Regions from separate parts of the Mus musculus genome. Here regions 1, 3, 4, 5 and 6 are each linked to region 2. The links are chromatin loops, found by intact Hi-C in ENCODE. Cell type or tissue: left cerebral cortex. All regions are shown on one strand. Links, peaks and the distances in the headings refer to the core of each region. The heading gives the core; the rest is flanking DNA. Region 1 overlaps Dscaml1 (DS cell adhesion molecule like 1). Region 2 overlaps Dscaml1 (DS cell adhesion molecule like 1). Region 3 overlaps 4833428L15Rik (RIKEN cDNA 4833428L15 gene). Region 4 overlaps Dscaml1 (DS cell adhesion molecule like 1). Region 5 holds the start of Dscaml1 (DS cell adhesion molecule like 1). Region 6 overlaps Dscaml1 (DS cell adhesion molecule like 1).

What was found. A loop is a pair of places that touch in the nucleus more often than their neighbours do. Peaks named below come from ENCODE experiments on the same cell type or tissue, not always from the same donor. Only the 100,000 strongest peaks of a DNase experiment are listed, where the experiment ranks them.
Region 1: it touches region 2 in a loop (3-fold over the local background); 4 of 42 quality-filtered maps call a loop at or near these places.
Region 3: it touches region 2 in a loop (4-fold over the local background); 5 of 42 quality-filtered maps call a loop at or near these places.
Region 4: it touches region 2 in a loop (2.3-fold over the local background); 2 of 42 quality-filtered maps call a loop at or near these places.
Region 5: it touches region 2 in a loop (2.1-fold over the local background); 4 of 42 quality-filtered maps call a loop at or near these places.
Region 6: a loop joins it to region 2, with 3 times the contacts of the local background. A loop is called at or near these places in 17 of 42 quality-filtered maps.

What each region holds. Positions count from the first base shown.
Region 1 is chr9:45,659,981-45,665,183 of GRCm38, reverse strand. Dscaml1 (DS cell adhesion molecule like 1) reads right to left here. Exons shown (of 33, transcript NM_001081270.2): 4 at 3,905-4,051. Among named protein-coding and RNA genes, the nearest start is that of Gm22069, 28 kb to the right of the region's middle. In left cerebral cortex, for the core only: no CTCF peak of the experiment used is centred there; DNase peaks (open chromatin) are centred at 1,598, 2,247 and 2,448; H3K27ac peaks cover 1,644 bases.
Region 2 is chr9:45,587,671-45,592,873 of GRCm38, reverse strand. The region is part of intron 3 of Dscaml1 (DS cell adhesion molecule like 1); the gene reads right to left. Among named protein-coding and RNA genes, the nearest start is that of Gm22069, 45 kb to the left of the region's middle. In left cerebral cortex, for the core only: a CTCF peak has its summit at 2,791; DNase peaks (open chromatin) are centred at 2,816 and 3,216; H3K27ac peaks cover 1,119 bases.
Region 3 is chr9:45,413,424-45,418,626 of GRCm38, reverse strand. It overlaps 4833428L15Rik (RIKEN cDNA 4833428L15 gene), which reads left to right. Exons shown (of 5, transcript NR_040732.1): 5 at 1,232-2,001. Among named protein-coding and RNA genes, the nearest start is that of Fxyd2, 9.9 kb to the right of the region's middle. In left cerebral cortex, for the core only: CTCF peaks have their summits at 1,152 (motif pointing right), 2,548 (motif pointing left) and 4,707 (motif pointing right); DNase peaks (open chromatin) are centred at 1,160, 2,526 and 4,704.
Region 4 is chr9:45,700,976-45,706,178 of GRCm38, reverse strand. Dscaml1 (DS cell adhesion molecule like 1) reads right to left here. Exons shown (of 33, transcript NM_001081270.2): 12 at 4,171-4,370; 13 at 3,759-3,855; 14 at 3,523-3,651. Among named protein-coding and RNA genes, the nearest start is that of Gm22069, 69 kb to the right of the region's middle. In left cerebral cortex, for the core only: a CTCF peak has its summit at 2,731 (motif pointing right); a DNase peak (open chromatin) is centred at 2,721.
Region 5 is chr9:45,427,639-45,432,841 of GRCm38, reverse strand. It overlaps Dscaml1 (DS cell adhesion molecule like 1), which reads right to left and starts at 2,489. Exons shown (of 33, transcript NM_001081270.2): 1 at 2,330-2,489. The coding sequence starts at 2,375. 4833428L15Rik (RIKEN cDNA 4833428L15 gene) reads left to right here and starts at 1,610. Exons shown (of 5, transcript NR_040732.1): 1 at 1,610-1,697. In left cerebral cortex, for the core only: no CTCF peak of the experiment used is centred there; DNase peaks (open chromatin) are centred at 650, 1,034, 1,219 and 2,485; H3K4me3 peaks cover 2,126 bases; H3K27ac peaks cover 1,829 bases.
Region 6 is chr9:45,738,527-45,743,729 of GRCm38, reverse strand. It overlaps Dscaml1 (DS cell adhesion molecule like 1), which reads right to left. Exons shown (of 33, transcript NM_001081270.2): 21 at 3,097-3,250; 22 at 1,497-1,614; 23 at 986-1,149; 24 at 642-740. Among named protein-coding and RNA genes, the nearest start is that of Cep164, 88 kb to the left of the region's middle. In left cerebral cortex, for the core only: a CTCF peak has its summit at 2,916; a DNase peak (open chromatin) is centred at 3,289; H3K27ac peaks cover 520 bases.

The DNA of each region.
Region 1 (5,203 bases), core at 821-4,820, 72 kb before region 2:
AATTTACAAGCGGAGGGGCCGCCAGGGTGGCTGAGGAGGGGCAGGGTAGGGGGGAGAGAATTAATCACCGAGGCCTAGGCGTGAAATTAAATTCCAGGGGGTGGTAGGGAAAAGAAACCTCTTTCATTACCAGGAAGCAGAGACGTAAAGGGCTATGGCGTGTACACGTGACATCCCAGGGGACTGGGCGCTGCCAGCGTAGGCTCTGGGCTGGGAACGACAGCTCTGCCTGAGGTTGTGGGGCCCCAGGTCAGGCTGCTGGGATGCCCTGTTGTCTGAGCTAAGGCTGGAACCAGGGCACACAGAGTCTGCTCCATGGTTGTCCTGCATTTGCTGGGGAATGGCAATCCGGTTCCACATCCTGTCTGGTCCCTTGTTCTCTGTCTCACGGTGAGGCTCAGACTAAGTCTCTGAGAGGTTGATGCTCTGCTTTGGAGAAGTCTCTAGAAAGCCCCAAGTCATATGGAAGGGGTGTTATCACGGAGGATTCAGGGGAGACTTAGTCTCTTTCTGTAACTGCCCTGTTTGACTTAGAAAACAGAAAAATAGAAAAAGTTCCCTACTCTTATGCCCTGCCTTGGGAATGTGACAGAGACAGGAAGATGGTGTAGGAACCACAGGGCAAAGACACAGACCTCCCTGCCAATGCTGGCTTCTGGAGGCCTGCCAGGCATCAAGTACCACTGAATCCCACATGCCATAGCCAGTGGCCTCCTAACGACTGCCCAGCTAACTGTATTTGCCGTTCTCTTGGACTTCACTGGACGCTTGCTAGTCCAGCTCGCAAAGAGCCTCTGGCCTTCTTGCGTCATCTCCAACCCAGGATGTGGCCCCCTCCTCATCCCCCTCACCTTCACATATGGGGAGCCCTTTCAGGCGCTCATAGGCCTTCGAGACACGGAGCAGGTGCTTCCTGGGGACAGGCTGGGCTTAGGGGCGCAGTAGGGGCAGTGAGCCTGGCAGTCCCCAGCTCCCCTGATGCCTTTCCCTGCCTCCCTCTCAGATCACTTGCGTTTTTTTTTTTTTTTTTTTCAGAGACAAGCAGCTTGCAGCTGCCTTGTCACATCACATCACATCAGGGCCCTGCGTCACTGCAAGGTCTCTCCTCCTCTCCTTGCTGTTCTCTTCCCTCCGGCATCTTCCTTCCTTTCTCCCACTTCCCTTTGTCTTGGTGTGTCTCTCTGGTCTGGGTCTAGGTCTTCTTTCCTATCCTGAACCACTCTCTCTGGGCCCAGGCCTCTCTCCCAGAATTGTCCAGACATCTTTGTATCTGACCTCTGTCCCTTTAGGTGAGGTTTTATCTCCTAGTCCTTAGAGGCACGGTTCCTCCACCGTGCCTTTTACCCAACACGATGGTGTAGGCCTAGAAAGAAAAGCTGGCACAGCCTCCAGCTTCCAGAATCTGTTCTTTTGAGGGACCCCTGCCTAATCCTCACTCCCCACTCCCAAAGCTGTAAGTCTGGCCACCGGCGCACAGAATGAAGGATTTGATGGGGGAGAGCAGAGCAGGACTGCAATAGGAGCTCTCTGTGCCCCCACCCCTGCACTGTGTGAGGAGCATGCAAATGAGATGCAAAGCACCATGCAAACAAGGCTCTGTAATTTGGAAGCAAACCACTCCAACGGAACACACTCTGAGTTGGCTACAGATTCAGAAGTCCTACCACATGGTCTGCGCCATGGCCAAGTGTCATTGTCTCACCACAGACACATGATTTCCCACGGCGCTCCCCAATGCCACAAATGTTTGCTTGGTTTTCACTGGGTGCTAGCCACAGGACCAGACATCAGAGACATGAGGGTCAGACTGGGCAGTCTGGTTATTGCCTCCCGATTCCCGTTTGCTTGATCTTTCTTTCAACTGTGTTAGGCACATGAGACAGGTCCTGAGGGGTCACCTGTCAATGAGGGTTGATGTCCCTAAGCTATAGATGACAGAAACAGACAGAATAGCTGAGTCCTTTTCCAGAGCCTGGAGTGGGGCATGATCCTGTGGTTTTAGCCACCCACAAAGTGAGTTTCTATCAGTTCGTTCTCTCTTTCCATTCCTCCCCATCTCTTCAAGGCAAGGATGTTCAAACTGCTGGTCAACGCCCCCACCCCATCCCCACCCCCAGGAGGCTGTGCTATCCATTCTGTGGGTTGCAACCAGCATTGAAGAAAATTAAAATAGCATGGAATATGACAGAAAACATTGGGGGCTGAGGATGAAGAGTTGGGAGTGTGCTTGCCTAGCATGCGTGGGGTCCTGATTTGACCCTCAACACAGCATACATGTGAAGTGGTGGCACACTTAAAACCCCAGTGCTCAGGAGCTGGGGGCAGCAGGATCAGAAGTTCAAGGGTATCTCTGGGTAAGTCTGAACTACACGAGGCTATGTCTGAGAAGACAAAAAGACAAAACCAAGTCAAACCCCACAAACAACAAAGCCCACACGGCAGAGAGCATCAGAATCGTGGTATGATGATGCGTGCTTATGATCCCAGAACTTGGCAAGCTGAGGCGAGAGGATCACTGCATGTTCCAGGTCAGTGCCTGCTCTAAAAGAAAATCCTCCAACAAAGGACATGTCAGAGCTTGTGCTGACAGTGCAGGGTAATCCCAGAATGCACTGTACAGGTGCCATAAAAACATCTGTCTGTGGATGGATGTCAGAAATTTGGAACCTGCTTGTGGAAAAGGCCTTATAAAGGGATATGTAAACAGCCTTTCCCCCTCTTTTTGCTAGAGTTGGTATGTGGGTGATCTGCAGGCCCTCTCTTGGCTTCAGCAGAAGGGGACCACAGCTGTCGGGGCGGGGGGTGGGGTAGGGGGGGTTGGTGTGTGAACTCTGCTAGGCCTCCCCCTGGCTTGATAGATTAGGCAGGACTCTTGGCTCTCCTTGGGAATATAGAACATGACACAAACCTCACAGGGCTGTGGCGCTGGCCATGTGGCACATGGAGAGCTATGTGGTGCACAGTGAGTAGGATACATACTCCATTTTTCCTCGAACATACAACCACATCCTAGAACAAGAATGTCCTAGAAACATTTATTATAGTCTACTTGCTCTCCAGTGCAGCGAGGCAGCCTCCAAAAAAAGTATACACACACACACACACACTTATACACTCATATGTACTCACACTCAAACACACACACACACAGTCACACACATACACTCACATACTCACATGCATACACTCATATACTTATACACATACACTCACATACTCTCACACACCTACACACACTCACACACACATACACACTCATACATACTCATACACACACTCACAATTCACACACCACACATACAGACAATCACATATACTCACACATTCATATGCACACTCACACATATATACTCACATGCACACACTCACACACATATTCACACACTCACCCACACATACTCATACACATACACTCATACACACAAACACACACACACACACACACTATCACTACCACCAACACAAACAAAACTCCCCCCAAACAGTAAACAAACAAAACTCCCCCAAATCTTTGGGAACACTTAGAGACACAAGGGAATGAAGAACCCTCCTGAAATCTAGGCTCATGATTACTACAGATTTTAACAATGAGTTTCCTGACAAAGATGGCAAGAAGAGGAAGTGGGAACAGTGGCTGTGGGAATGGAGAGGACGCTGAAGTGTGCCTGAGAACCAGAACCTCGGAGGATACTTGGAAACCTTTCAGTCCATCAGGCGAGCCAGGTATGGTCTGACAGTGGCCCCTGGAAAGAGGAAACCTCTAGAAAAGCTTACATCAAGGCTACTCAGCCCAGCTGAAGATTTTCCCAGCGGTATCAATGCCCATGATCATTACTCTTTCTCAGCGTGGATACACAAGGCATCCCATATCCATGGAGGGCCAGCACCCTGGGCAAACGCCTACCTGTCACAGAGAGCCGAGCTCCGTTGCTCTGACGAGTCTCCCCACTGTATTTGTGCTGGGTGATGCAGCGGTAGGTGGAGAGAGCATCTTCCTTCTGCACGTCCGAGATGTACAGTCCACCATGTGATGTGATGAAAAACCTGTTTTCTGGAGACACAACCAGATAGAGTTGGTTAGTTCTGCTGGGACAGCTCTGGCTGGCAGGTGGCCCACTTGGAGCTATCTTGGAAAACCAGGGATGAGTCGAGTGGCCTCACAGATGGGCCATCGCCAATAGACAAGCTTTTCCTTTTTAAGATTAATTTATTTTATGTATTGTTTTTATTTATATGAGTACACTGTCGCTGTCTTCTGACACACCAGAAGAGGGCATCAGATACCATTAGAGATGGTTGTGAGCCACCATGTGGTTGCTGGGAATTGAACTCAGGACCTCTGGAAGAGCAATCAGGGCTCTTAACCACTGAGCCATCTCTCTAGCTCCTAGACAAGACTTTTAGCCACCCACTGACACAATGAAAAGTAAACATGATGATAATTTTTTAGAGTAGTCACTGTGTAGATCAGGCCGGTCGAACTCAGGATCTTCCTAACTCTGGCCCGAAGCACTGAGAATGTAAGTATATGCAAGCCACCTGACAAGGAATCAGGTGCTAGAGTCAGACAGTGAAATCCACCGGGTGTCACCACTTGTTAACTGTGCTATCTTGGGTTTTGCTTAGCCTCCTGAGCCTTAGATGTACAGGTGCAGATACTCCTGCACTGGCTGGATATGTCAAATGTCTGCATACAGGAAGTGATTTTGCAGCGTGGAAGAGCCCTCACATTTCCCACCCTTCCCCATGAGCCTGCAGAAATTCCTCAGTCATTGCTCAGTGACTTGGAATGCTAGGCTCTGTTTTAGAGGAGGAAGCCAACACATATTGAAGTGACTGGCCCGGATTGCAGTCACTGGACCAGAACTTGGGGTTCTGATCCCAGCCTTCTTTATAAGTGTAAGAAAACCTTAAAACCTTTCAGTACTGGGGCTGTAGAGAGGCAGACACAGTCATTACCTGCAGGCCTGAACGGCCATTGAACAGCTCTGGGTTCACTTTGGTACCACTGTCCCAGCCGTTCCTGCCTTACCAGCTGGGAATTGCCAGGGAAGTAGAGTAGACAGGTGGCAGGACCCTCACGTGGTTGCTGCTGTTGCATCTGCCCACAGCAAAATGATTTTCTCTGTGTAGGGTCCCAGCAAACCTTGCCTGACTCTGAGCTGATGAGAGCTGACCTAAGGGAAGATGTGGCCTTGGGATG
Region 2 (5,203 bases), core at 531-4,530:
TCCTCACAGGAGCACACAACTCAGACGTGGATCTCTTACTACTGAGGTTGCCTTCAGTGGCACCCATGGGCTAGGTTCCCTTGGGAGAGCCTTTAGGGACCCTGCTGCTCACTAGAGGGTGTGTGTCTCAGGAGAGAAGCCTTCCAGGACAGCTGCTGAGCAGTGTAGGAGCCACGTCCCTTTGTTTGTCACAAGCCTGGTCTGTGAGCCAATTCCAGACCTGTCTCCCTGCTTCTTTCTCCGTTCCCTCCCCAGCTCTGCTCTTGCCTTGATGGTTCTAGCTCGGGGCGCCTGTGCCTGGCCCATCTGTTCAGTCCCATATGCTTCCCGCAAGGACTGCCAAGTCAGGGCCTGGTGCTCAGTGACTCGCCTCCAGCCCAGGGTGGCTGGTTTCAGCTTTCTCAGTCCAACCTGGTCGCCAGGAAACAGCCTCGTGGTGCTTCAAGGGCAGCCTTGAATGCTGTCCTGGAGTAGTTGCGGGGATGGGGCTGCTGGGCACCCAGATGGACACCTGATGGGCATCCAGGCTGGCCTTTCTCAGGGACTTTCCGCAGATCAGTTGGGCCTGACCTTGGGAGACTGGCCTTCAGGGCCCCGGTCCTTGGAAGGTAAAGATGAAGCAGGCCTTCTAGGGCTAGGGTGTTCCCCTAGCTTGGGGTAAATCTAGACCATGGTGTGGAGAAACATATCAGAAGAATTAAGACTTGGAGGGAAATGGGAAAAGCATTTAATCTTTTTGTATGCCTCTGCAAATCTAAAGAATTTAACTGTGAGAGTTGCTGATGCTTTTCCATTCCACAATGGAAGTAGACTTAAAGGGATACCGATGACTATCTATACTGGACTGTAGGCAACTGGGTTGCTGGGAGTTAGCAATGAGTCAGGCCAGCCTGAGTTCCAGTGTCACAAAAATTCCTCCCACCCACCTCCCAGTTTATCTTCATTTTGGGAGAAGTTTTTATCTCTTTTTGCTGTTGGGACAGATTATAGGTGGCTTATACATACCCACAGTGGGTCACGGGACACTCCTCAGCAAGTTCTGCTGCAGGGCCCTGAGGCCCAATGTAGGGGTATCATGTGGACTTCAGGGTAAAATTGCTGAGATCAAGTTCTGACGCTTCACTTTTCTAGCTAAGTGATCTTGGGCAACTTCCTGTGAGCCTCAGTTTCCTAGTCTGGAAAATGGCAATGCTAATTCCACTCGTAAGTTTCACTCGTAGTGAGAGAATGATGCTTAAAGCACTTGCTGCCACAGCGCTAGTCACAGGCGGGCGGGGCAGGGCAGGGGAGATGCCATGGAGCCTATCCTGGCAATGTCAAGGTCCCAGATGTGAATGGCCCCAAACAGTGCCCCAGATTCTGCAGAACAGCAGCTAAAACTGTTGGCTGGGACCCATGGAGTAGCCAGAAAGCAGCTTGACCCACAGGCCAGGCCCAATCCAGTCTCTAAGCACAAGGAAGAACTAGGTGGGAATTTCATCAGCCACCAACAGCGTAGACCTAACAAATTGCTCTCTTTACCCCACTGGTATGGGTAAAGGCTGCCAGCTTCCTCCTTCCCCCACTCTACTCTTTCTCTCTGCTCCACTTCCCCTCCCCCCTAAGATGAGATTGGATTCTAGTTTTATAGGGACATTCTGACACCTGCAGCCAACCAACTGCTCCACTTAATAGGAAGACACTGTGACTGAAATTAACTCCAGAGGGGAGTTTCCAAGCCATCGCTCAGGCAGGCTTGTCTGCTTGCTACCAGTTTGGGCTTGGTCTCCATTCTGCCACTCCTACTCCTTAGGCCCTTCCTTTCCTGTCCCCAGCCATGGCTACGAGGAAATGCCGTTGCTCCTAAATACCCATGATAGATCTAGACAGGCAGGAGAGATGCCCACCTTGCAGGCACAAGGATGAAGGATGAAGGATCTGGAGAGGAACTGTCTTAGAATCAGACTGAAGAATCCCAGGTTCACTTCCATTTATCAGCCTTTAGATTTGGGGCAAGGTGCTAAGCCTTTCTGGGGCTCAGCTTCCTCAATTGCAAAGTGGATACAATAATTCCAGCTGGGTAGGATGACTGAGATTGCTGGAAGGTGACACATGAAAACACACTGTGTAGGAGTAGGTGCACACAGTAGGTGCTTTAGCTATGATAGCCCATAGACCAGGGAGATGGCTTGGCAGGTAAAGGCACTTGCTGCCGAGCCTGACAACCCAGTTCCATTCCATGGTACACAGTGGAAGACACACACATACACACACACCATATTCTTTTAAAGCCCACATTTCAGCTTTGGAGCAGAGAGCAGTCTTCAGCTTGGAAGACTCCATCTTTTCAACTCATTGTTTACTGCCCAAAGACAAGGGTTAGGCTGATGGCTGAAGTACTTGGGTTCCATTTAAACCCAGATCAAGTGCTGAGATGTAGCTCTCTGGTAAAATTATTGCCTAGTATGTACAAGGCCCTGAGTTTGGTCAACATCCCAAAAAGACCCCACACACAAACATCAAAAACAAAGTAAAATAAATTTTAAAATCTCCCTCTAGTAAGACCTTTTTTGTTGGCACTACTTGGGTTTTTTTGTTTGGTTGGTTTTGTTGTTGTTTGCTTTTTTAACTGGATGACCTTTAACACTTATTAAAACATTTGAAACCCCAGATAAAACTCAGTTAAAAGTCATTCTGCCAGGTGGATACTTAATTGGTATCATATTAAGAACAATTTAATAGCTGGTGTCAAAAAAAAAAAAAAAAATCCTAGTAAGGAATTTCCAGGTGGCTCAGTGCTGCCACCTATCTGTGAAAACCAGCACAGCAGAGCAAGACTAGGGTTTCTAGGTTAAGGGTGGAGCCAAGAGAATAGCAGGGTTTTCGTAGTAAAGTCCTTCCTTCTGGGCATCAAACTAGGCTAAGCCACACACTCCAACTATACCTCAGTGGATTATCTGAAGATGAGATGAACTAGTGTGTGTGTCATACCTGCCGCTCGCTAACTAGCTAGGTGTTCATGAGAAAGGGAGGTAGTTTACTGAGCTTCAGTTTTCAAGTTGCAAGGTAGAGTCAGAAGGTAACCACAGAGCCAACTGAAGGGCTTTGTTTTATCAAAAGTGCCCTGCAGGGCTGAGGAGATAGCTTAGTGGGTGAGGTGCTCGCCACACAAGCACCTGAACTGCATGCCCAGCATCCGTGGAAAAATCCAATGTGGAGGCTTAGATGTAGTCCCAGCGTGGGGAGGTGAGGTGGGAAGCTTCCTGGGGCCTCCACCCAGCTAGCTTAGCCTCATTGGTGAGCTCCAGGTTCCAGTGAGGGACTGTCCCCAGAAGCAAGACAGATAGATCCTGAGGGTGACTTCTGGTCTCCATGCGTACATACACACGCTCGCATCAAGTAGATTTAAGTGTTATTTAGATATTGCTCCTTTTCACAATGCCTAAAGCTTAGGTGAACACCCCCCCCCATTCCACATGTGCTAGATGGAAAACGGGATGAGAGTTGTTTTCCAAAAATGAGGAACCCCCTCAAAAGTGGAAAAGGATTGGTGAGATTCTTAGCAGCCTGCCTTTCTCAACTGTCCAGATGTGCTGCAGATATGAAGGAGGCAGGTCCGTTCCAACGCCCCTGCTTCTCCAAGGAGACACTCCCTCTCTGGTGTGAGACGAGGAAGCTGAGAAGTTACCATCTGTAAGATGTAAACTCTGACTGGTCTTCCTGGAGCAGGGTCCAGGTTGTACCCTGCTCGCCCTTCCTCGTTTCCCCTTGATGGATGGTGCAGAGCTAGCTGACAATGGTGGTCAATCTGTGAAGTGAACAGCCCACACTGTCCTGGATGGAGAAGATCTTGGCTCCTAGTTCATGTAATGCTATTCTTACCTCAGAACCACCAACCCCGGGTGACTGCTGAAGTCAGGACCCAGGTCGTTTGGCAAAAATGTGAATCAGGTCAAGTTCACTTCAACTTCCTGCATTTTGGTACTGACTGTCTGTTCTCTGACCCAAGAACTCGTGGCATTCAGGAACTTTCCTAGGCTAGTCTGTGGGTAGCCATTTCAGTAAGTGACACAGACTATATAAAATTAATATCTATCAAGTCCACACTATGTCTCTATGCTGTCAGGATACACATATCAGCTCTTCCACAAGACATCCCAGCCACTACTAGCGCTGACCTTATTCAAAGCTTGTCTGAGCCTCAGTCCTTGTTCTCCCACTGACTAGCTGTGTGGCCTCTGGCTTGTTATCTATCCCTTGAAGCTCTGATCTTCCTGCTCTGTGCCCCACAGGACATGAGAACTCTGGTTTCACCAACGGATATCAAATAAGCTTGTCACGCAGACTGTTATCCGCTTGTCTAGACTGCTCTTCCCTGCATAGGACAGAATCTGGGCTTTCCTCCTGGGAAAGGTTCTACCAATGAGCTCACCTCCAACGTGGGCATGCTATTAGCACCTCTCACAGTACATTTTTTGGGAAGGCTAAGTTGGACAGCACCTCTAACACACACAGCTCTGGTGTGTGGGAAATGTTCAGTCGATTCAGCTTTTTGTTCTTAACCAAACCTTCAAAAAGATGAGGCAACCCAAGCCCCAGAATCAAAATGATGTGCCCAAGGTCACACACGGGGGCCTTGAACCCAGGGCTTCTGTCGTGAGACTTATTAGATACTTCTATTATATGATGTTGACTATTCTGAATGGCTTGTGCTAGATGCATTGTGGGAGAAGATGGCTTACTGTTTCCCTACACAAAAGCACAGTGACAATCCCCACAGGAGCTGTCAAGACTTGGTCCAAAGAGAATAAGGCCAGGCAGCCAAGTGCCTTAGAGGACAGGTGGAAGACAGCTCCGCATGCAGGCGGCTCAGTGCAGAGACGGAACAGCCCAGCTTCATTAAGCCATTAACTTTCTTTTTACCATTTGTTGGTTTCAAATTAGAATAAGTCTAGCCAACCTACAAAGCCACCCACCAGCTTCAACTTGATTGAAATCAGCTGATTCAAAATGACAGCATCGCAGGGCGTTTACAGAGGAGGGTGAGAAGAGAACAGAGCTGGGAAGACTTCTGCTCTATCCGGCCCTGCCAAAGGGAGGGAACTTGTCTACAGCACCCCTAAGAAATGAACAAGGCCATGTGGCTCCTGACAGAGTCATGAATGAAAGGCCGGAACAGCAGGTTATGGGGCCATTCAAAACCCATCTGTAAATGCACTCTCAG
Region 3 (5,203 bases), core at 735-4,734, 170 kb after region 2:
ACACAGTGAGTGTCTGTAGCTGAAACGGCCTCACACTGGGGCATGCAACATTTTGAAGATGTCTTCAGCATCACTTTAGTTAGGACGTTGAAACCAAGCAGAATGAACCAATTGTTCGTCAGTATCAGCTGCTCCATTTGGCAAACTCCAGCCAGAGCCATGGACAGCCACCCATGGTGATGACTGTAACAGGCCCTGGTGGTGGCTCGTTGCCACACTCAGGCCCTCCCTCAGGACGTGGCATCATTATCACAGCTTCATGCCTGTCACTCCCATTCTACAGATCATTCAGCAGAGGATCAGAGAAACAGCTTGACCTGTCCCCACCCCGCTGGTGACCTTTGCCTGGTCACCAGCGGTGGCAGGCAGCAGCGTTTGCTGTCACCTCTCCAGAGCAGATTTGACATAGAACATTTCAAACATGCACAAGCAGGGAGAGCGGTGTGCCAGATCACCTGGCCGGCTCCCGGCAGCACCGGGCCGTCTTGGATTTTTACATTTTTATGCTATGTGTTATTGTAAGGGTCAGAAAACAATGTTCAGGAGTCTCCTCTCCCACCACGCCTTTATCCACTGAGACATCCTCTTGTGCACCTTGAACTGATGTGAAGAAAATCTCTTGCATTATATGACATCATCAGTAGACTTTGGTCCTCCTGGCAGACGTATCCTAGGCTAGGGACACCCCCATCCTGCCCCTCTCTCACCCACTCTTCCAAACACCCCGGTATTTGGGCATAGATGTGGGTCATGAGACCACTTATCCTAAAGCACTGACCACTGAGTAGCTAACTGCTCTGAGTCTTCTATGCCTCTGTGCCTGGAACCTCTTCCCTCAGTCTGGCTTTTCTGGAGACAGAGACAGCTGGATATTCTGGTCTTCTGCCTGATGGGATTGTTGCTGTGAGCACAAGTCTTTCTAGACCAGGTTGGCCCTAAACTCACACTCCAGCCTTAAGTCCTGTTCATTCCTGCTTTGGGGCAGGGGAGGAGGGGAAGTCTCTGCCTGGGAAGAAAGGACTCTTTGCCCTTCCCAGTCTAAGAGCAAGAAATGCCGAAGAGACCAAAGAGAGCTAAGTAAGTGTTCTCAGTAGTTTGGCCAGAATGGAGGTGCGAGAGTGGGGTACGGGGAGGGCATACAGTACCTATTATGGCCAGCAGGTGTCACCTAAAGACTGAGCACTAAAAACCTGTGGGCAGTATGGGTAGTAACCGTGAGGTTTTCTTTCAGTTTCAATCCTACCAGACCTGGGAGAACAGAATGAAGCTTCCCTCCACTCCCGTGCAGATTTATCTTGATTGACCTGACGCTACTTGGATCGCAAGTGAAGCTTTCGTTTGAAATGTGTTTGCATCAGACCCTAGGGCCAGTCAATATTCCTGTTCTACAGACGAGGAACCTGAGGCTCTGGAAACCAAGCGGTTGCTGATGTTACACAGACACCAAAGGGCAGAGCTTGGGGTCCACAATAGGGTGTAACTCTAGTCTCCTGACTGTTCTGGACACTGTGCTGAGACATCTCCCTGCTGGCCTGGTCTTCAGGAGACCAGAGGTCACAGTTGTCCTTGGCCCTTGGGAAAAAGTAAAGGGACAAGATGCTCTAGGAGCGGCAGGAGACCTACTGTTATCTGAGGGCATCTCCCTCCAGCTCTCAAAGTCTGCTTTTCAGTGAGAGGGTTCACCTAGATCAGAGCCAAATCCCACTTACAAGAATGAACACAGACACACACACATGCTCGAGCACGCACACACACACACACATGCATGCACGCACGTGAGTCACACACGTACGCGCACTCAAATGCATGGATTGGGAAAAAAACAGCCCCAAGACTTAGATGTAAGCAGTATCCCATGGTGCTTGGGGGCATTTGCCCCAGGGGATCCTCTGTAGGTTTCTCATGTGCTTTTTAAAAAATTATTTATTTATTGTATGTATGTACATGAGTACACTGTAGTTGGCTACTCAAATCCTTGATTAAAGACCTGGGTTGATCTTGCCTTGTCTCTCACCAAGTCCCGTTCTGTTTGGTAGCGATTGATGGCGTTGTTTAATATCCCTGATCTCACTCAACCTAATAATGGGGCTTATAATGCTCATCTCACAGATGAGGAAACTGAGGCACAGGACTACGGAAGGATTTCCCTGTTACTGTCCAGCTGATGGGCTGAGACCTACCTATCACGGTCTGTTTCCACACCGCGTCCCATCTCTGCCGTGCAGGATCTGGGGGAAGGGAAGTACTAAGTCCAGATGACAGCCATGTTTCTAGACCTGCTTAGATTGGGGTGATGATGAGAGAGTCTATGCAGACAGTGACATCAGGGTTCTGCCCCATTTGGTGAAGGGTTGGGCGAGCAGGAGCTTACACATGGCCAGGAGGTTGAACTGTCATGTCCACCCCCCCCAAATGGATGGTTGTGGAGGGCAGAGTGCACCTCTCCATCTCTGGGGAGTCTACATCCCAGCTTTCCCGGCTCCTGCTGATCACATAGTCCTCAGTGAACCTTGAAACTGAGAAGCTGGTTATGTGGCGTCCCCTTGTGTCTAAGGACAGAACAGCAGCACTGGAGGCTGTGCTGAAAATTGGCCTGATTCTCTACCATTCAAAGTTGTGCTCACAGGCAAGATGCAACCTGTTCCGTCCCATCCCAATTGTGTACATATCCAACTCTGAGACCTCCCTGAAAGGACACACAGTGTCTTCCAGCCTGGGCTTCTTGCTCTCTGATATGTAGGCAGAGCTCAGGGGAGGGTTGTTTGCTGTTGCTGTGGTAAAAGACAACCGGAGACAGAAAAGGGTTTATTCAGCTTACACTTCCAGGTCACAGTCCACCCCTGAGAGAAGTCAAGGCAGGAACCTGGAGGCAGGAACTGAAGCAGAGGCCATGGAGGAGCTCTGCTTACTGGCCTGTTCCCCATGGCTTTTGCTCAGCCTGCTTTCTTATGCAGCCCAGAAATGATCCCACCCACAGTGAACTGGGCCTCCCATATCAACCAGTCATCAAGAAAATGCCACGCAGACATGCCTACAGGTCCCTCTTCCCAGATAACTCTAACTTGTGTCAAGTAGACAAAAAATTAACCAGCAACACTCCCTGAGGCACATGGGCCTAATTTCTGCCACTGCATTGCCAGAGCTGTTAGGGTCACAGCGTGGGATCTAACCCACTGGGCCACCCGTCCTCAACAGGTCTACTGACAAATGATCACAGAGGAAAGTGACTACATAGAGAGAAGGAACAAGGACATCCAGGGCCCCTCCATCTGCTCCAGAGGTCCTGACATGAAGTTAGTTCTAAATAGACAGGAAGAGGAGCAAGCCACTGATCATCAATGCTAGACTCAAGGAAACCTTTTCCCATATCCTCCTTGGTCTCAGCCTATGTGGTGGTTTGAATATGCTTGGCTGAGGGAGTGACACTATTAGGAGGTACGGCCTTGTTGGAGTCGTTTTGGCCTTGTTGGAGTGGGTATGGCTTTGTTGGAGTGGTTTTGGCCTTGTTAGAGGAAGTGTGTCACTTTAGGGATGAACAATGAGACCCTCCTCCTTACCACGTGGGAGCCAGTCTTCTCCTAGTAGCCTTCAGATGAAGATGTAGAACTCTCAGCTGCACCATGCCTGCCTGGATGCTGCCATGCTCCCACCTTGGTGATACTGGACTGAACCTCTGAATCTGTAAGTCAGTACCAATTAAACGTTGTCCTTATAAGAGTTGCCTTGGTCATGGTGTCTGTTCACAGCAGTAAAACCCTAACTGAGACAGACTAGTTGGACCACAGATCACCCCCCTCCTCCTCAAGGGAAGAAACTAAGGGCTCTGGCTGAGCGGCCAGAGACCCAACGAGTGAAGACATCTCCCCTATACCTTAGCTCAGTCTATCCCTGGGACCTGGCTATCTTGAAGGTGGGCTCATAGGGCACTGCCTCTTTGTCATCTCTGGACATCATGGTATCCTGAGAAGAGGGGCCGAGACAGAACGCTCCCAAATGATTAAGGGGAGGGGTCCAGGAAAGCTGGTAGTCTTGACTCTTAACTTGGAAATAATGCCTATCGCAGAGTCACTGGCCCAGGGTTTCAGTGGGTTTTGCTGGTTCCCAAGTGTCTTAGTTAGAATTTCTTTCTATTGTTGTGACAAAACACCATGACTAAAAAGCAAGTTGGGCAGGAAAGGGTTTATTTAACTTACACTTCCATATTGCTGTTCATCACTGAAGGAACTCAGATAGGGGACAAACCCAGGTGCAGGAGCTGATGCAAAGGCCATAGAGGGGTTCTGATTAATGGCCTGCTCCCCATGGCTTGCTCAGTCTGCTCTTATAGAACCCAGGACCACCAGCCCAGAATGACACCACCCACCATAGGCTGGGCCATCCCCACTGATCACTAATTGAGAAAATGCCTTACAGCTGGATATCACGGAGGCATTTCCTAACTAAGGCTCCTTTCTCTGCAATGACTCTAGCTTGTGTCACGTTGACACAAAACCAGCCAACACACCAAGACTCAGAGGATGAGCTGAAGGCTAATACTGGGAAAGGCCTCAAAGACACCCCACCTCAGTGAGCCTACACACCACCGACTCTGCCCCAGACCCCATGCCTGCACAGCCCTCCTTACCCCTATGCCTTCCTCTAAAGCAGCCAGTGTGGTCACTCAACTATTGTTTACTGAGTACATCCTCTGCTGGATCTGGGATGGCCACTAGGGGGCGTGCATGAACTTAGAGGTATGATTCCCATCCTGGACTAGCTAATCCGCTGGGGTCTGGAGTGAGAGTATATTCTGATCTAAGAAAGTATGTCAGGGTAGCAGGAAGGACCCCAGAACAGCCGAGGTCCATTCTGCACCCCCTGTTCCTGCTCATGTCTCCTGAGTGGCTGTCTGAGGGTTCAGGCCTCTCCTGAATAACTTTATTAACTTGATAGTGAATGTTTGGTTTGCAGACAAGAGACCTGAGCTGTTGTTTACTGCAGAGCAGGAATGCTGAGGTCCAGAAGTTTCTGTGTGAGTGCAGACTTGGTTATTGATTGACAGGACTTTCTGGGAGGTTGGGGGGGTGGTAACAGAGAATTCACCATGCTCCATATGATCTTCTTCCTCTACTTCTCCAGGTGCCTTGTGGCAGCCTTTCTCACGTACCAAGCTCCTGTGCTCATGTGGCTGTGTGCATCTAGTTGTGCATTAAGAACACTAACT
Region 4 (5,203 bases), core at 514-4,513, 110 kb before region 2:
CTCAGGGGCCTGTTTCCTTCTGTTCTCTTTTCTGCTCTCTGGGAGCACCGCGCTGGATATGGTGAATATTGTCTCTTTAATATTCCCTTTCATATGTGCCTGCCTTGCCCAGATTAACATATTTCATTAAGGGCTCTCTCGTCCTTTCTTCATCAAAGGGTTTATGATGCAGAATATTCTTCTTAAAAAGTAAGGAAGTGGCTTGGGAGATGGCTGTGCCTATTGCTCAGAAGGCTGCTTGTTGAAAGAAGCCTGGGCTTTGGCCGTTTTAGGAGCTACTTCACTGCAGAGGGTTCAGGGTGAGAAGAGCTGCCTCAAGGGGAACACAAATCCAGTCTCTGTGCCTGATTCCCCCCTTGGACCCCATTTGTGAAGCACACCTCCTGCATAGCACTCTCTCAGTGGCACAGAGATTCTTGGGGTCAGAGCAGCAACTGGAAACATCTCAGTTACCAGTCGTACCCCAGAACTACACACTAAACCATGTTGGCTCTCGCCATGGGGCCAGCAGAGTCTCCAAGATGGCTGGCCCCCGAGACAGTGTTCTGGGCTTTGAAGGCTATCCTCAGACAAGCTCATCCCTGTCTGTGCTTAGTGAGCAGAGGCAAATGTGGCATCTGCATTTTTCAGTGCGTGCAGCACCATCTGATAGATTTGTGTGGATGGTGCTATTTATCATTCAGATTCATGTATTATTACTCTACTGCCTGGGGCCGGGAAAAGACAGCATGAACATGGAGGCTCAGAAAGGGCAGGCTTGGTAATTTCCCTTGGAAAATTAGCATGATGAGCTACGTGGCAGAAAACCTGACCAAGGTGCAAGGGCAATGGTGGAAACTCAGCTTGGGTGTGGTCTGGGGCAGGAGGCAGAAGGGAGGGGGAACAGAGACACGAAAAGAGAGCCGAGGAAGGTTTCAATGTCGTCATGTCCCATTCATCCTTACAACTTCCCTGAGAATGAAGATTCCCATCTCTGTTTTGCAAAGTGTTAGGGCTAAGGCTTGTGAGTTTGCCTAGCATTCAAGAGGCCCTGGCTTGCTCAGTCCCCAATACCACAAAACAAACAAACACACAAACACACAAACAAACAAACAAACAAACACACACAAAAGCAAGAATTCTGTTTCTGGTGCTGCACACCCATAATCTTACTGTTTGGGAGCCTGAGGTAGGAGGATAGCAAGTTTGGGGACAGCCTGAGCTACACGGAGAATTCTAGGCCAGCCTGGCTTTAGGGCAAGATCTTGACTCAAAAATCACCCTACCTTCTAAGAAAAATGGAAAGAGATGCTCAAAGATGTTTAAAAATACTTGCTAAAGGCCACACAATTCTGATATTTAGTCACTCCAAGTCTGCAGTTTAAGGAATGACTGTCATCGCCCTATATTCATAGGTACAAAGAGGTCAGCTTAGATAACACACACACACACACACACACACACACACACACACACACACACACACACACACACAAACATGCCCACTTCCTTCCTCTTTTGAGTCATTCTTCTGTTCCCTTGGATACAGTCCTCCATCCTCATGTAATACAGTTAACAGTGAATTGCATTTGATTGGTTAGTGCTGTGTAATGGTTCTGAAAGTGTGTGTGTGTGCGTGAGTGCTTGTGCCATTTATGTTCTCTTTCCAAAGGCAACATTCTGCTTCCTAATTCATTCTCTTTTTCTACTCCATGACTTTTGCATGATTCTTGGGGCAGTGGGAAGATTGGCACGTGGTCCATGTGGCAGACTGACAGACATAAATTTCAGCCTGTAAGTCCCATAGGGCTCTAAACTGCCACATGAGGTATTTGAGCTACTGGGGGAGGGGGGGTTATATTTACCCAGGGCTCCCTTTAGCCTAATGCCAGATGCTTCTAGAATTCTCCACAACCCTCCTCCTTTAGACATTCTTCATTCTGCACCCACTTTATAGACCAGGAAACTGCGCCATGCTCGTATTCTTTGTCTCTGTGACAGCGAGCTGAAGTTCTCCTGGAGTCCTTGCACCAGTATGCCAGGATGTTCCAGGTGTTTGGTTGGGTAGGCTCTTCTGGAGCAAGTCTCTGGATCTCTAAGTGTGCAAACTTGTGGGAAGGCTGTAGGGCTTCCAGCCTTCCTGCCCTGTCCAGCCTTCCTGCCCCTGTCCAGCCTTCCCACCCCTGTCCAGCCTTACTGCCTCTGTCCAGCCTTCCTGTCCCTGTCCAGCCTTCCTGTTCTGTCCAGCCTTCCTGCCCTGTCCAGCCTTCCCGCCCCTGTCCAGCCTACTCCTCACGGTACTTTACTCAGTACAAGCCAGAGGAGGATGGGGCAGGGTGATGTGTTATGGACATATTTAAGAATAACATCTTCCCTGGTTGCCTCTCTTCTATGTCTCCTCCCAGATGGGTGATGCTCTCAGTGAGTGTTGCTCATCATCTGAATTGAACACTGCTCTAGGAACGGTTTCCATACATTACAGAGGTTTGTCTGCGGAAGGGGCAAATCAGGGAATAAGCAGAAGTACAGTCAGGGAGAAAAGCAGAATAGCAGCTACAAAGAACATAGGAGCAGGGAGCCAAGATGTCCCAGGTAGCTACTATCCACTGACTGGGCATCACCCCACAGAAGTGAATGTGCCTCTGGGAGGCTCGTGCTCCGCTTCTTGAGAGGCCTGTGTGTGAGTCAGACACACTCAGCCTTCTTGCACCTCTGCCTCTGCTGTTACCATCTTCAGGGCTTCAAGTACCTTTTTTTGCTCTGCCACTGGATGGCAGTTTTTTAGCATGCATCCATCCTTGGTTCCACAGAGCAGAAGCTCAGCTTGGAGGCTCCCATCCTTGCTACAATGCACACCTGCAGCCATAGTGTGGTGCCCATGGATGGGGGCAGCGGGGTCTGTGTAGCCTGGGCTGCATCTTGCCTGGCTCTGAGCTTCTGTTTTCTCTGCAGGTAGTGTGTTCTATGGGTTAGTCCTCTAGACCTAGCTTAGTGAAACATCCACAAGGGACCAGGCAGGGTCTTTCCTGATGAACCCTGGCAGCTGCATCTCTTCTTTGCATTCAATGTGATCCCTGGGTGCCTGTCTGTAGCTAGGCCGGAGCATATCACAGTGTCTCATGGTGATTTGGCAGCAGCATAGAGCCTCTGGGGCTCTAGAGGAAGGGCTCTGAGAGTAGGCAGTCAGTGACCCCATCTTACCTATCTCCAGCGCACTCACCATCCCAAACCAACACCATCCAGGTGACCCTGCAAACCCATGACATCCCCACAGAGCAGCCCACAGGCCTGCACTTGGCACCGATAAATCAGACCATGGGTGAGAATTGTGCTCCAGGGGACTGATCCTTTCCTGACTTCAGTGTATCTCAATCCATATCCTAGCTTCCCAAGCTAGCCATTGTTCCCCGGGGGACAAGGAGTGTACATGTGAGGGTGCTGGCGATTCTGTGTTAGGTGGTGCTCCTTCGGAGAGGCATAGGCAGGCTGTGTACCACAAGAGGCCACAGTAGGCAAACCCTTACCATCTGTCCCAGCACCTACCTGATTTGTTCTTGTATTCAATATCAAAGCCGGTGATGATGCTGTTTCCATCAAATCTCTGAGTCCAGCGCAGGTTCATGCTCCGGGCCTTCACCTCCCGGATCTCTAGCTCTGGGGGGTCAGGGGGCTCTGGGCAGTGACAGAAGAGGAACAAAGGTGAGATAGTAGCAGATAGCTTAGCTGTGGGCCTCTGGGCCCTAGGGAAGGTGAAAGGGCAGGTGGGCAGGTGAACGTACCTTGCACAGTGAGCTGGATCAAACCTCGGTCCTCTCCATATGAGTTGATAGCATGGCAGCTGAAGAACACGGAGTCCCCACGGTCAGCTGGCTTGAGCTAAGATGTGACCAGCAGGAACAGGAAAGGGAGGAAACAGGGAGAGTATTTTAGAGGGGGGCATTCGAGGGGGACATTCTAGGGGGATTGGGAGGGAGATTCTAAAGGGTCCTATCTAAGGCTTTTCTCTGTCGAAGGATTGAGATGTGCATGCAGAGAACTCAAGCAGGGAGAGAGGGTCACGGAGGAGACTGGGAACTCATGTAATGATGGTTTTCAGAAAGGAGACAGGTTGAGGTTCTGATGCAGAAACATCTGGGTGTGGGAATGGTAGGGATGGAAGGTGCCCCAAGCTTATTGGGACTGGAAACTCACCTTAAGCGTGGAGACCACTTCATCGCCATTGTCCTTGGTAGCAATGGCATAGCGCATGACACGGTCGGGATCAATGACTGTGTCCCCCTTCTCCCAGCGGATTATGATGGGCCGCTCGCCACGCGCAGTGCAGTTCAGCTCCTTGGGGTGGCCCTTGATGGCGATCGTGGTGTTGGGGTGAGATGTGATCATTGCTGGGACTGGGGAAGAGAAGGCATGGGGCTGTGAATATTCCAAGACCAGCCCAGGGAGGCAGGAGGTGCTCATGTGGCAGAAGTTCTGTCCCTCACCCTGCTCTGCCCTTGGCTACGCTGGATGTCCCACCTCTAAGCTCTGCCCTTTGCTGCCCAGCTTCAGAGGGCTTCCTCCCAGGAAGGGGCATCATGTTTGCCTGTCCCTGGTGCCCCTTGGTATCCGTGCCTGGTACTTTCTTTCTCTTCCCCTTACATTCCCAGGATCCTTCTAGCGATGCCAGATTTTTTTTTTTAACATGCACAACATAGTTACAAAGAAAACCAGTTATATTGAAATATGGTTATGCAAATATTAAAAACACTAACAAGCAAACTTTGGATATTGTTTATCACACACGGGCATGTTCCGCTCTTATTCTTTATGTGATGAGATCTGGTGGCAGGCCTTATAATTACTGTCTTATATTACCATGCTTTTGTCACGGTGATGAGCACAAATGCTATTTTGAGAGGTCTACAGTAAATATGACATGACATGAAAGTATCTGTGCATTTCTATGGGTGACAGTCTCTCTCTCTCTCTCTCTCTCTCTCTCTCTCTCTCTCTCTCTCTCTCTCACACACACACACACACACACACACACACACACACCATTACTGCTGTGGTTTGTGGCTTATGTTCACTGGCAATCATTAAATATCAGTTAGATATTTAATGATTAATTTAGCTAACATCAAAAAGATGTGATTTCTCCACACTTAAACATCTGTCCCCATGGAATCATCTCTGTAGATGTCTGGGGCCTCTGTGGACCCCAGGTTCAGGATCATGTTCTAAG
Region 5 (5,203 bases), core at 628-4,627, 160 kb after region 2:
ATTACGTCTTCCCCCCTCCCCAGCCGCCTCCACCACCCACCTACCATGCCACCCCAAGCAGAACAGGCCCCTGGGGATCAGCCTGGCACCTAAGACCCAATTAAGGCACCAAGGAAAAGATAGGCCTGTCTGGCAAGGCTGCCTGGCGCCCAGCACAGATGCTGGTGCTCTGAATGGCAAGGGAGCCAAGGATCTGCAGACCCAAAGGCCACCCAGGGCCGCCATACCTGGTAACTCCTGTCTACCCACAAGACCTAGTTGTGGCAACTTCCTGCCTGCGTAGGAGAGGGCTCTGCCCCTCCAGCTGTTGCCCTGTGGCCTTCTGGGCCTTTCTCCACCCCCACCCCCATCTGCTCCTTCCCTATCAAATAACTGGGGCTTCATTTATTAATGCAGCGCTCCTGGGTGGGGGTGGGTGCAGTCCTGCAGGTATTTGTGAAGGAGGCTGCAGGGCTGAGAAATGGGCTGTTCCTGGGAGCAAGGTTAGGGACAAAGCAACTGAGTGTGGCCACAGCTCTGGTCCGTGTTCCTTGCCTGACAAATGGAAAAGGGAAGGGGGTTGGAGTGAGAGCTATGGAGAGAGAAAGCCGCTCCTCACCTTATGTATATTTAATATTAACGTAATTAAAGCTGTGAGCCAAACCAGCCTGCCAGGGTGGAGGGAAGCAGGAAGAGCCCCAAGAAAGAAAATTGGTGTGTGTGGTGTGTGTGTGTGTGTGTGTGTGTGTGTGTGTGTGTGTGTGGTGTGTACTGGAAGCAGGAGGCAAGATTGTTGCTCTCAGGTGGGATGAAGAGGTCAGATTAGGAGTCCAGGGGGGCAAGGAGTTAAGCAAGCAAGTCTAGCCTTGGTGTGTTACCCGGTGGCCCCCTTGGCCTGAGAAAGTCCATTACTTTGCTCACCATTTGAGGCCACCCGCTACCCAGCACCCGTATCTTCTGGACAGAATCCCAGTGGACTAGGCCATCAGACTGGCTCTGAGTAGGCCATCAGACTGGCTCTGACCCGGCCATAGCACTAATAAGGGCTAGGTTCCTCCTTTAATCTACCGAGCATTGCTTTGGGCTCTGGCAGGTTACAAACTCCGTACATCTCCAGGCATTAGCAGAGGACTAGACCCCTCCCCCGGGCTCTTGGCTGTCCTTCTCCATTGCCTAGAGGGGCAAGAATTATTATTGGACCAGGCCAACCCATGCAAAGGGGGCGAAAGGAGAAGCTGCCCTCTGGGCGCGAAGGAGAAAAGTTAGAGGCTTGAGCAGGTAAAGCCGAGAAGCGTCTGTGCTCTACAGCGCAAGGGCGCGGAGTTCGGCCGCCTCCTCTCCCTCCTGCCATCTGCGCGCCCGGGGGCACGTCCTCTACCACAGCCTAGAAGCTCAACTGCCCGCGCTGCCCAAGTGTCGATTTGGTGCCCAGATTGCTAACCATCGAAAATGCCTGCTTTTTGCCAACCCCTCAGTCCCGGCTGCCTCTCAGATCAGGTGCACGGAACCCCGGGAGCAGGTCTGGACATGCCGGACACCTGGACCCACCCCTAGCAACCTTTTCTCTCCCGGGAAAGGGACACGCCCCCCAGTCTGAACACTTGTCCCCAGGTCCAGCAGGCCAAGCGCCGGAGCGGAGAGTCTTGCACCTTGGGGCGCGCTGCCTAAGGTGGTCAGGGAGACGCAGAGAAGCCGGAGCCAGCGCCTGGGGTACAGGGGTGAGACATAGGTGATGGCGACTCTTGGGTCTGAAGAACAAACTTGGTGTCCGAGGGAACCCCCACCCCTGGGGACCCCTAGCTCCCCAGCCCTGCACCCAGCCAGGCGCGGATAAGCGCCATGCGGTGCGCCGGCATTTGCGCCAGGGCGGGGGTCGAGGGCGGTCGAGGGGCGCACGAAGCTACGGCAGGAGTGATCTTCCCTAGGTCCAAGGACCCAAATACCGAGGGCTCCCGGATGAAGTCTCAGTCCGAGGACCACCTGGCTCGCAGGGCACCCCGGGGTCCCAGCTCCAGCAAGCCGCGGGAGCGGGCTGGGGGCTGGGGGAGGGGGCCAGGGCAGAACTAAAGCTGGGCTGCGATGGGAAAACCAGGGGTTCCTTTGCCACCGCCCCCCACGGGCGCGCCCCTAAACGGCAGGCGCAGGGGGGCTGGCAAGCGGTCCCAGGCTGACTCTCACCAGACCCTTCTCTCGGAACCGCCCCAGCTCTCGCGCCCACCCAGCGCCATGCACCCGAGTGGGTCCAGCACTCGGGCACCTGGAGCCCACTGGGCACCGCACCTTGCCTCCAGCCGCGCGCATCCCAGCCCCGCCGCCTCCACCGCCCAGCCGCCGGCAGCGCGGGTCTCACCTTTGTGTAAAGAGTCCAGGAGCAGGAGGAAAGTTACCAGCCACATGCCATAAAGAGGCCCTATTCTCCGGGGAGGTGGTCCTGTGGCCGGCCGTGCGGCAGCGCCTCTCCCCCGCTCAGCGCGCTCCCAGCCGCCCGCACTCGGCGCCCCGCTCTCTCTGCTCCTCAGCCCAGCGCGCGGCGGCGGCTCCTCCCTCCTCGGCTCCCCGGCTCCTGTCATCCACGGGGCTGGGCTAGGCGGCCGCTTTCCCCGCCCCAGCCCCCCGCGACACCCCGGGGTGGTGAGTGCTACTCCAGCCCCAGCCTGGGGTCACTTAGTCCCACAAGCTTAGGGGACAGAGGTGGGGACCCTGACCAGACAGTCTCGATCCTGCTCCTCTGGTCGAGAGAGGAGAGGGGTCCCTGTAACTCGCAGGCTTTTGAGCCTATGGTCGCACAGAGGCATATGTCATACATGTGCTAAGAGTCTGCCATGTAAGGGGAAAAGAACACGGGTTTTTCGCCCGGCCGGTCATTCAAAGCCATTGCTGGCTGTTTCTTTTGGACTCAGTTTCCCTCCACGAATGGGAGAGCATAGGTGCTCTGAGTAACATCTGGGCTAAAAATCTTTGAAGACATTTGGTACTCTATATCTCAATGCCCAATCGTACGTGTTGCTCCCAAACCCTTAGTCACTTCTGCAAGTCAGCTTCCTGGAGAAGCTGTCTCAGACCACCCATCCCCAGCACTGTCCAAATATACACTAGAACCTAATACTTAAAAAAAAAAAAGCCAGTCATTTACAATGCACAGATAATGCCTGTTCTATGTGTGCTTTGTCCCTCTCTCCCTAACCTCCCCCCACCACACCCCCCGCGCCCCTGCACACACACCATCACAGCTTCCTCGCCTTGCAGAATCTGTCTGGTCAAGACAAAGTGAGGAGAGTGCCTTATCAGCCACCAAATGGAAGCCTAGCACAGCTGAGCTCTGAGACAGGCACCATGTCATGCCTGACTCTGACGTGGAAGGCTGATGTGGTGAAAGTCTTCTTTTGTCTTAATTCTCAAATAAGAGGCCACACAGGTTCCAGAGAAGGGGTCCAGCTAACCCGAAGATACACTAGGTGCCAGCACAGAACTCTCCATGCAAATAGCCACCTGTTTTGACCTGGCTTTCTGTGAGGCATAGTAGGAAAGGTGGGAGAAGCTGGGAGCTGCGGTTCTGTCTCCTCCAGATGTCTCACCCAAGTTCAGGCGAAGAACCAGGTTTTCTCATTCACAGGTTTTGCCAAAATATGTCTAACGTTTTAAACTAAAATTTGAAAGCTGTGCTTTTTTTTTAAATGGAAAGATCCGTAAAGTGTGAAATTGCCGTTTTAACCAGTTTTAAATTTGTGTGTGTGGTGTGTGTACAGGTCTCCGTGGGTGCAGGTGCATGTGTATGCATGTGTGTGTGGAGACACTGGTCCATGTCAGGTGATTTTCCCCCTATAGATCTCTCTTCACTTTATATTTTGAAACAGGGTCTCTCTCACTTAAACCTGGAGAGCCAAACTCAGCGCTCCCTGCTTACACAGCAAGCATTTTACAAACTGAGCTCTCTCCCGCCCTCATTTTAGCCATCGGTTAAGCTTACTACTACTAAGTAAAGCCCCAATGTTGTCCAACCATTATCGTGTCCCATGTCCAGATTTTTTCCCCCATCAAACTAAGCAGAAGCTCCTCATGCCACTTTCCAGTCTCTGGAACCTCCCCTCCCCTCAGTCTCTGGAACCTCCCCTCCCCTCAGTCTCTGGAACCTCCCCTCCCCCCAGTCTCTGGAACCTCCCCTCAGTCTCTGGAACCCCCCTCAGTCTCTGGAACCCCTCCTCAGTCTCTGGAACCTCCCCTCAGTCTCTGGAACCTCCCCTCAGTCTCTGGAACCGCCCCCCCTCAGTCTCTGGAACCTCCCCCCCCCCAGTCTCTGGAACCTCCCTTCCCCCTCAGTCTCTGGAACCTAACCCTCCCCCAGTCTCTGGAACCTCCCTTCCCCCTCAGTCTCTGGAACCTAACCCTCCCCCAGTCTCTGGAACCTCCCCTCCCCTCAGTCTCTGGACCCCCCCCCAATCTATGGAACCTTCTCTCAGTCTCTGGAACCTCCCCTCAGTCTCTGGAATCCCCCCCCCAGTCTCTGGAACCTTCTCTCAGTCTCTGGAACCTCCCCTCAGTCTCTGGAACCCCTCCTCAGTCTCTGGAACCTCCCCTCCCCCAGTCTCTGGAACCTCCCCTCCCCTCAGTCTCTGGAACCCCCCCCCCAGTCTCTGGAACCTTCTCTCAGTCTCTGGAACCCCTCCTCAGTCTCTGGAACCTCCCCTCAGTCTCTGGAACCTTCTCTCAGTCTCTGGAACCTCCCCTCAGTCTCTGGAACCTCCCCTCAGTCTCTGGAACCTTCTCTCAGTCTCTGGAACCGTCCCTTGACCTCTGTCTCTGTGCACTTGACTAGTCTAGCTGCTTCATAGTGAGTGGAAAGCATAGATAGCCCTTTGCTCCTTTCCTGTCTGCCTTAGCGCATCTTTTCAAGGTTTAACCATGTTACAGCACGTGGCAGAACTGCATTCCTCTTTACGGTTGAATAGTACTCTATTGTGTGTCTACACAACACTTGTTTATTCATTCATCCATCAAATGCATGCTTGGGTTGACTCCACTTTTGATTCTTGTGAATGACTATGCTATCAGCACATTTGTAAGAACAACTCCTTGGGCCCCCACTTTCCATTCTTGGGGTACAGACCCAGAAGTGAGATTTCTGAATAGTATGATAATTTTACGTTTAACTTTTTAAGGAACTGCCAGACACATTTAATTTTTTAATCCAGTATTTTAAGAGTTTAAAGGGCTCTCACCTGCGATT
Region 6 (5,203 bases), core at 616-4,615, 150 kb before region 2:
TCTCCTTCTCCTCCTCCTCCTCCTCCTCCTCCTCCTCCTCCTCCTCCTCCTCCTCCTTCTTTTTTCTTTCAAGACAGGGTTTCTCTGTGTAGCCCTGGCTGTCCTGGAACTCACTCTGTAGACCAGGCTGGCCTCGAACTCAGAAATCCGCCTGCCTCTGCCTCCCAAGTGCTGGGATTAAAGGCATGCACCACCATGCCTCCTCCTCCTCCTCCTCCTCTTCCTCCTCCTCCTCCTCCTTCTTCTTTTTTCTTTCAAGACAGGGTTTCTCTGTGTAGCCCTGGCTGTCCTGGAACTCACTCTGTAGACCAGGCTGGCCTCGAACTCAGAAATCCGCCTGCCTCTGCCTCCCAAGTGCTGGGATTAAAGGCATGCACCACCATGCCTGGCCTTGAGCTGCATTCTTATAACAATCTTTGCCGAGCCACACAGACCCTTGTTTGAGAGGTGCTGATGTCATGTTTGCCTGCTTTGAAAGACTGGGAAACCAAGGTCCAGAGAGGAAAGATCTGTTCTGCTCACAAATGGAGGGGGTGGGAGCGCTCTCCATGTATGCCTCACAGTCTGAATTACCCTCCAGATTCTCGGGGATTATGGGACCAAGTATTAGAAACAGGTGAGTAGTTCCCTCCCCTCCTTACCTCTGATGGAGCTGCCCCCATTGTCTCCTGGAATCCAGGTCAGGGTGATAGAAGAGGCAGAGGTTTTGGAGACAGTGAGGCGGGGCTGGTCCGGGGGAACTGTGAGGGAAAACCACTAGCTCTCAGTGCAAAAGGTCTGGAGTGTCCCAACAGAAAGGTACCGGCTCTCCCATAGCCTTTCCCATCCCTCATGCCTACTCTCCCTTTCTCACCTCAGTCCCACCAAGACCTCCCACCCCCAACACCCAGGGTTGCCTTTCTTTGTCATTCAGTCTCTTGAACAGGTTGAGATTCCTGTCCCTGTCCCTGTCGCCACTCACACTGCCTGCTTTGCAGAGTCTCACCTTGTACCAGAAGGTTGACGATGATGGTATCAAAGCCACCAGTGTTGGTGGCTGTGCAGGTATAATAGCCGGAGTCTTCAGCCTTCACAGCACGAAGCAGCAGTGTGCCGTTTGTGTGGATAAGCCGGTGTCCATCCAAGGACACGGGGATTGCTGAGTCTTCACTGCCAGACCAGGAGGTGGTGTGGGTTATGACACCCTCTCTCTAGTCCTGCCCCACCCCGACGCCCCACGTGTGAGGGCAAATGGAAGAAAGGTAGGAGGAGGCTTATAGGGGATTTTGGGTCCTTGGGGTTTTGTTCTGTACTTCCCAGGGATTTCCAGGGAACTCCTGTCTTTCTTCCCACACACGAAGAAGGTTATAGTTGGGGGGTGGGGAGAAGCAGTGGCTTGGATACTGCTATGAGCAGTGTCATACGCCCTGTAGGGCCACCGCAGGGCACAGTGATGATGGCCAAGCAGCTCTCTGTCTCTCTGGAGCCACACCACTCCTTCAGGGTCAACCACCTACCTGTCCTTGGTCCACTTCACAGCCGGGGCTGGATCTCCTACTGAATTGCAAGGCAGCCGGACATCTTTCATCCAGGGTGTTGTTACAGTGCCTCCAAATGAGATGATCTTTGCTGGGGCTATAGAGAGGAGAACATGAGGGTCACCCTGCTTTTTATCCTTCATGTTCCCCCTAACCCCATTCACATTGCTCCCTGAATTGACAGTCCAAGTCAGGGGAGAATTTTGGATAAACTGGCTGCTTTGGTGGAGGTGGTCCTGTGACAGAATGGGGACAAGGACCGATGGGACCCGAGGTCTGCTGGTTCTGAAGAAGATGGTGGGTGACAAGGATTCCAGGCCATCTAGGGAGTGATGGCGTTCTAGCAGGGGCAAGGCGCACAGGAGAAGGGCATTTTGGGTAGGAGAGGATATGTGTATGTGTGTGTAAGTATGAATTTGTGTGAGTTTGTGTAAGTATGGCAGAGGTGCTCAACCTTACGGGATAGCTGTGTTTGTGTAGGAATGGGTTGTATTTGATGCTCACAGGGGCAGGGGACAGACTTCTGCCAAGAGCTCAGGACCTAGGGCCTTGTCCTGGGAAGGGGGAAGACTCTAGGCTCCTTTGCTTCTGAAGGAGGTGAGATCTGGAGAAAGGATAGGTGGTACCCCGAGAAGGAGGTAAGGAGGTGAGGATGTGGAGACAGTGATATGCAAGGAGCTCTGACTCAGAGCTGCAAGGCTCAACACGGCACATCTCAGCTGTCTGGGATGGCCAGGCCGTGCAGCTGGATGGAAGGCTGCAAGGGTGAGCCCATGGCTTACCATGGACCCTCAGGTGGAGGCTTGCTGGCTCTGTCTCTGTGGACAACAGGGAGGCTTCTCTCCTTCCAAGGCAAGCCAGGCCTGGGAGAGTCAGGTGAGCTTGGGATTGATTGGGGAAGGGAAGGGGCAGGGCAAGAGGAAGGTGCCTAGAGGCTGGAGATACTGGAAGACTTGAAGCTTACTGTTGCCAGTTCTTCTGCCCCTTGGCCAAGACAGACAAGAGGCCATTGTTCCATTGTGTGAGTGATACTGAGTTTTGGGTAGGACCTCAGAGCTATCATTCTCTTCAAAGATTGGGAATACCTATGGGCAGTCCCTCATGCCCAGATCAGGGATCAGTGAGGCCTGCCCTGAGAAGGTCTTGTTCCCCAGCCTGCTGGCGGGTAAAGGAGCACTGAGCCTGCACTTTCTGGTTGCAGCATGAGGCTTTCTCTGGAGTCCCAAAGGCCCCATGGAAGCATCCATGTATCCCATATCCTGAGATGCTCCTCATTCAGGAGCTGAGTGCTAAGACCAAGGCTCTGCTGTGGATGGGGGCTGGAGGGGGAATCTCAAGTCAGAGGAGAGTTAACAGTATAGCCCTCAAGCAAGGGCCTGATTGTAGCTTGTTGTGTGACTTTTCCAGAGTCAGGGGGCAGCAGAGGGTTATTCTTTGGTGGATGCAGAAGGGAGACTACTGGCCATCTCCCCACAGCCAAAGTACTGGGGAAGGGACGCAGCACCTATTTGGGAGGAGCCAGAATTCTGCAAATGAGCTTCTGGAAGCTTCTATCAGACCCTAGGCACAGGCTTCTCACCCTTGCCAGCAGGTTCAATGGTGACCTTCTCGCTGCTGTTCCCCCTGCCTGCAGAGGTGACCGCAGCCACCCATAGCAAGTACTGCTGTCCCCGGTTCAGGTGGGCGATCCGGTAGAAGAGCTGTTCAGGACTGGTCTCGTACTCGCTGGGAGCCTGTGGGCGGAGACAAAGTCACACTATGAAACAGAAACCGTGCCTTGGCCCCTTGCCTGCCATTGTCCTTGGTGTCCTTGGACAGGATCTGTCCAGCACGCTCTTTCCCAGCCTGAGAAAGGCAGTGGACAGTACTGTGCTGGGCTCAACCCCGGGAGCTGATGGAGCTAGTCCTGCAGTATTTGTAGGCCAACCTTGGTACCCCTCTCGGTTATATAGGCTTTAGTAGCTGTGGCTACAGGCCAACACATATGGGTATTTTGAGTAAATGATGAGAGGCAGTCAGAGAAAGGAGAATGAGGGACTTGGGGTCCCAGGAAGACCACATGCAAAGAGAAAGGTTCTGTGGAGAAGCCAAATGACTGCCTTTGCCTTGTTAGGGCTGTAGCCAGCCCTCCAGCCTGTCCCCTGCCTAGTCACCTCCCCGCCCTGCCACCTAATTACACTCTTTCCTTCTCAGGATGGGGTAGAGAGGCAGTGGGGAGAGTTGTACTGGGCAGTACTTTATTAGTGATTATTAGTAGTATGGATCGCTATATATATTTGTAGGTTACATAAATCTATAACATTTTTTTAACCAAATGACAGTTTTGACAAGTTGCCAACAAAACAATATCAGATCCCAGTGGTTTCACCAGTTGCTTTGATGAAAAGATTATGTTGCCTTGGAAACCAGAGGCTCAGATATTGAAATGAATTTGAGAAGGCGCTTTTGATAAGCGCTAGTTTGTAGCCCTCCTGTCAGCCTCTTCCTTGGCATCGGCCGGATGGGGCTGACTTTCATTTTATTTTATTTTATTTTTTTGGCCAGCCGCAGGGAATGGGGGAGAGGAGAGCACTAGGGCCCCTCTGAGATCAGGGCGCAAGTCCAAGGAGGGGGAACAGTTCCTGGAACAGATGGGGGCCCTGAGGCCAGAGGGAGCTGGTAATTAGTTATCTCTGCAGTCGTGAGATCTTGCAACACAGGCTCTCCTGCACATGGCTGTGCGGATGCACACATGTGCTGAGAGATAGATGTCACCGAGGGACATTCTCCATGGCCAATGGGAGAGCTGAAGGACCCAAGGACTTGTAACAGGACAAAAGGAACGTCCTTTTCTTGGCCTCAGGCTGTCTGCAGGGAAATGATGGGAGAAGGTACATATATCCTTATAATGTGAGCAGGTATCTCATCACCGTCCTTCCTGCCTTCCCCAGGAGGGGTGGGCGAGTGATGCTGTGACTAACCTTGTGCACAGTTCCTGTTGGGGACAGGTGCAGAGCCACTCTGAGCCCTTTTGGGCTAGGGCATCTGGGGACTGGTGAGTTCACGACAGTGCAAGACTGGAGGGCGGTGCCATGCCCAGGGTGCTTGCTGTCCTTACCAGGCAGGGAACCCGTGTGGCCTGAGCTCTTCCTCCCAACAGATTGGGGAGCTTAGTTCTTTTGCAAATTAGGAATCTACAACCTTGTCTCTTCTGGGCTGTGACGCTGAGTCACCCAGAGGCAAGGAGTGCACAATTCTTTGAAAATTAGAGTGCAGTTCTCTGTGCTCATTTTCTGTGGGTGTAGAGGTGTGTGTTTGTGTGTGTGTGTCTCTGTGTATGTCTGTGTGTGTCTGTGTGTCTGGGTGTGTGTGTATGTGAGTGTGTGTGTGTGTCTCTGTGTGTCTGGGTGTGTGTGTGTGTGTCTGCGTGTGTGTCTCTGTGTGTGTGTGTATGTCTGTGTGTGTGTGTGTCTCTGATGGAGTGTGTCTCTGTGTGTGTGTGTCTCTCTCTGTGTGTGTCTCTGTGTGTGTGTGAGTGTGTGTGTGTCTCTGTGTGTGTGTGAGTGTGTGTGTGTCTCTGTGTATGTCTGTGTGTGTCTGTGTGTCTGGGTGTGTGTGTCTGTCTGTGTGTGTGTATGTGTGCACACATGCATGCTTGTGTGTGCATATACATATATGTGCAGGTAGATAGTAAGTGCATTGTGCTT